2 separate regions of the Homo sapiens genome follow, and region 1 is linked to region 2. Evidence: chromatin loops called from intact Hi-C (ENCODE). Cell type or tissue: PC-3. All regions are shown on one strand.

Evidence for each region. Peaks named below come from ENCODE experiments on the same cell type or tissue, not always from the same donor. Only the 100,000 strongest peaks of a DNase experiment are listed, where the experiment ranks them.
Region 1: a loop joins it to region 2, with 13 times the contacts of the local background. A loop is called at or near these places in 2 of 110 quality-filtered maps.

Annotation. Positions count from the first base shown.
Region 1 is chr1:121,586,875-121,589,374 of GRCh38, forward strand. No RefSeq gene overlaps it. Among named protein-coding and RNA genes, the nearest start is that of SRGAP2-AS1, 190 kb to the left of the region's middle. RefSeq lists an enhancer at 58-885. In PC-3, no CTCF peak of the experiment used is centred here; DNase peaks (open chromatin) are centred at 77 and 1,107; H3K27ac peaks cover 1,720 bases.
Region 2 is chr1:121,491,418-121,493,917 of GRCh38, forward strand. No RefSeq gene overlaps it. Among named protein-coding and RNA genes, the nearest start is that of SRGAP2-AS1, 95 kb to the left of the region's middle. In PC-3, no CTCF peak of the experiment used is centred here; no DNase peak of the experiment used is centred here.

The sequences.
Region 1 (2,500 bases), 95 kb after region 2:
CAGTCTGGCCTCAGAGGCCTTGCTGAGCTGTGGTGGGCTCCACCCAGTTTGAACTTCCTGGTGGCTTTGTTTACACTGTGAGGGAAAACTGCCTACTCAAGCCTCAGCAATGGTGGATGCCCCTCCCCCCACCAAGCTGGAGTGTCCCAGGTCGAGCTCAGACTCTTGTGTTGTGCTGGCTGCGAGACTTTCAAGCCAGTGGATTTTAGCTTGCTGGGCTCCGTGGGGGTGGGACTCGCTGAGCCAGAGCACTTGGCTCCCTGGCTTCAGCTCCCTTGCCAGCGGAGTGAACAGTTCTGTCTCACTGGCTTTCCAGGTGCCACTGTGGTATGAGAAATAGACTCCTGCGGCTAGCTCGGTGTCTGCCCAAATGGCCACCCAGTTTTGTGCTGGAAACCCAGGGTCCCTGGTGGTGTAGGCACCGAAGGGAATCTCCTGGTCTGCGGGTTGTGAAGACTGTGGTAATAGCGCAGTATCTGGGCCAGAGTGCTCAGTACAGTCCTTAATGGCTTCCCTTGTCTAGGAGAGGGGGTTCCCCAACACCTTGCACTTCCCAGGTGAGGTGATGGCCCACCCTGCTTCACCTCGCCCTTCTTTGGCTACACCCACAGTCCAACCAGTCCCAGTGAGATGAACCTTGTAACTCAGTTGGAAATGCAGAAATCACCCACCTTCTGCATTGATCTTATTGGGAGCTGCAGACCAAAGCTCTTCCTATTTGGCCATATTGCCAGACTCCCGCTGTTCTGGGTAATTTTTTTTTTTTTTAATTTTGCCATGTTAGTTTAGGTTGATTCAGCACAAATGCTTGCAAAATATTTCAAAATTTATATTCTATGAAAATGTCTACTTCTACAAAAGAGAATCAATATTCCAAGTAGGGCATTTTAATGTTTCTAACAGTTAAGAGGAAAAAATATTAAGGGGAATATACAATATTTCACTATGTATTTTATTTGACTCTTATTTGAAATACTTATATGCTAAAATGATTAATGACTGGTAAATAAGTGTGTGTGTTCTAAAGCATGTGAGGCCAGCTTAAAGGAAGTGAGTAATTGTGTTTTTTGGTGACTGCATTAGAAAACAATTATTGGGAGATCAACTTCTGGAAAGACTGAGTAGATATGCTTTCCCCCACTCCTGGTAAGCACAGCTAACAACATTAGGTCTTATAAAACAAACAGTAAAAGATTCTGACTTACACAGCTACTGTGGCCCCACCTCCACCTCCAGCAGCAAAGCCTCCCCAAGTAGGGAGCTGGGAGCCAAGACTGTCACCTGAACTGGTGATAAGGAACCCCTTTCATTCCTATTAAGAAGCCTGAACTCCCACTCTGGATGTGGAGGAACCAGGTACCCCTCTTACCCTGGATTTTTAATGGAGGCAAAATGAGGAATTTAGATTTCTAACTCTACCTGACAGTAATAAGGTGAAGTGAGTATCTCTTTCCCCAGTAATGTGGTGTCAGAGGAGGCCTACTAAACCAATTTAGATAAGATCTAGAATCTCATAATATCTAAAATATTAGGTTTCAATAAAAAACATACCAAGAGTCATGAAATTCTCAACTTGATTAAGAAAAAAACCAATAGATGCCAAAACCAAAATGAATCAAATGTTAGAATTACCTAACAATTATTTAAAGCAGCCATCATCAAAATGCATCATGAGCAGCTAGGAACAAATGAAAAATAACCTCAGCGAATAGAAAGTGACAGAAAACAAATAGATGATGTAAGAGATAAAGAAAATAAAGGTTATCTATTCTGAATAACAGAGGTAATATAGACTGGAAAAAAAATGCAAAATGCACAGAGCCTCAGGCCCTGTGAGACTTGTAACAAATGATATACCATTTGTATTATTGGTATTGCAGAAGGAGAGGATAAAATGTTGGGCTGAAAAGATATTCAAAGTAATAACGATTGAAAATTTCCCCAACTTTAACAAGTGCCATTAACCTACACATTGAAGAAACTGAGCAAACCCCAAACAGAATAAACTGAAGGAAATCCAGGTCAAAACACACCATAATCAAAATTATGAAAACTAAAGATAGAGAACCTTAAAAGCAGAGATAGAGAAACAATACCTCACCTACTGGGGAAAACCAAATGATGACAGTGGATTTCACATCAGAAACTATGGAAGACAAAAGAAGTATCACATTTTCCAAATGCTCCTAGAAAAGTAGAGTAGGCAGTCCAAAGTTCTATATCTGATGAAAGAATCTCTGAATAATGAAATAGAAATCAGGATATCCTTAATAAAAACAGCTAAGAAACTGGCAGACCTACCTTAAAAAAATGGTTAAAGAAGGTTCTTCAAAGAGGGAGGGAATCATAAAAGAAGGATTTGGAGAACATCAGGAAGGGAGAAATAACACTTTCTTGAGGGAGTAGAAGCATCAAATATAATAGACAGTCTTCCCTTCTTAATTTTTCTCTAATTTTTAACTATTAAAGCAAAAGTTACAACACTGATCTGGTTCTCAAT
Region 2 (2,500 bases):
TTATCTCTTAGGCAGGGAAGCTCGATGAAAGATACTCCAGGAGATGGTTGCTTTTCAAAGTATACCTGTTTGTGGCTTTTGAATTTCATTATTTCCTTCTGTGTAAGAAATAACAATGGAATGACAGCTGTGTGCTGGATACCATGGCACATAGGACACAAAGGTAACCCAGACACTGCCTCAGCATTTGGGGGTTAATTGATAGAGATAAAAATGACTATAGCATAATGGGTTAAGAGCTGGGATAAGGATGTATGCAAGATGCTGGGGGAAGCCAGAGAAGAAGCTCTTGAAGAAGGACAATCAGAAAAGTTTTCCAAAGGGAAGGGTGCACAGGAATTGAACTGAGAACTAGTCATCAGAGCTTCAGGCAAAGCTATGCCAAAATGTAAAAAAGAAGACGAAACAAAATAATCAGAGGTAAAATCAATGAGGTACATAGGACAGCCGACTTTGCAGGAACTTCAAGTATCTCTTGATAATTCGAGTTTGGGTGCAGGAAGACGTTGAAAGGTAAGTTAAAGAGTTATTTAAGGCCCACATAATGAAAGACCTTAGATACTGGATATTATTCTTATAGCAAGAATGAGCCATTAAAGCTAGAAGGTAGAAAGAGAATTCCGTGTGGAGACTTCAAATGGCAATTCTAAGGCATAGCACAAGGCTTTATATTTATTTAAATTAAGGCAGGCCACAGAAAGTCCTAGAGCAAATATGAATGCATTCAGTTGTCCGTTATTCAAAAATCCAAATAACAATGCTGTAACTAACAGTTACTGGTATTATTATTATTGTTTTACAGAAGGTCTGGAAGTAAGCATCTCAGGGCTGGCAGCTCAGTTCAATAATGTCATCAAGGAACCTGGTTTCTTCTTTTCCTTCCACACTCATTCTTGAAGTTGTTCAAGTATAGAACCATTTTTTAGTTTTTTTTTTTTTTTTTTTACAGTATAAGTAGAATCATACTCTATTAGTTTTCTATTGCTGTGTCACAAATTATCACTAACTTAGTGGCTTTAGACAACAGAAATTTATGATCTGACAGTTTTTATGAGTAAAGAGTTCAGGCACAGTTACTGGGTGTTATGCTCGAGTCTCAACAGACTGCAATCAAGGTGTTAGCTCAGGCTGTGATCTCATCTGAGACTTTGGGGGCCTCTTCTAAGTTCATTAGTTGTTGGCAGAATTCAGTTCCTTGGGGTTGTAGGACTAAGGTGCTCAGCTTTTGAAGGTTACCCCTTTTCATAGGCATTTCACAATGTGGGTATTTACTTCTTCCAGACAAGCATGAGGGCATCTCTCTCACTAGGAATTTCTCCATCCAGCTGGCTAAAATGGAACCTTATCAAATATAACCTAATCAAGGAGTGACTACCCCAATATATTCACAGGCCTTTCCATGCTCAAGGGGAATGAATTATATAAGTTATGATATATATTATAAAATATGATATATATTATATAAGTCAGTAATCTTGGGGGTCATCACAGAATTTTGGCTATACTATCCCAGGACTTGTGTTTGTATTTTTGGTTTTTTTTATTGTTTGTTTTCTACTAATGGATCATTTGTAAATTCTCACCTTTATTTTATTACTTTATATACCACTCAGTGGCCGACATATGTTTTTCTCTAGTGATTTTTAATCAAATATTATTTTTAATAAGAGATAACCTACATCCACATTCCCACTCTCATTTCCACATTTTCCCATCACCTTGTCACTCACTTTTATTCAATGATGGCTCATATACTAAAAGGAAAAATAAATAAAGATGTTTGTAGCATTATATAAACACAACACAAATTTCGGTTAAAAAAAGGTGAGTTTTTCCTATACTAATTTTCTAAAGAATAAAAGCAGAGTTCACCAAAAATACTATATATAAGACTATTTGTAGGTAATAAAAAAGTATTGTAATCTCACTGGGACAGAAGATGTACTCATACAACAAACTGAATAACAATAAAATATTTAAATTGAAATTTAAGCCAACAGTGGAGGTCAAGTCACAAGGCTATAACTTATTACTTGTCACATTAATCCTATAGACAATCTAAGTTTAGAGGAGAATGTTTGGATTATTTACTGTGGTGACATAAGCTACCCCAAAGCTTAGTGGCTTACAACAACAGCAATTTTATTATACCTCACAGTTACGTGGGCCAGAAGTTTGGGCAGACCTTAGCTGGGCAGTTTTTCTGCTCCAAGTGGCATCAACTGGATCACTGTGTGGTACTCAGCTGGAGGCTTGCCTTGCCTGAAAGCTCCAAGAAGGGTCCCTCACAAATCTGGCACCTCACTGCTCCTTGGCCTCTCTCTTTCTCTCTCTGCATGGCATCTCATTGTTAAGGGATGTTAAAAAAAAATTGAAAACGAAGGCCACAGTTTGGATATACACTCAGAACAACCAACCATAACCATAACAAAATGTGAGCTATGTTGATCTCTCTGAAATGCAAGCTCTAACCGTAAACAAACCATAAGCCTTTCTTCCA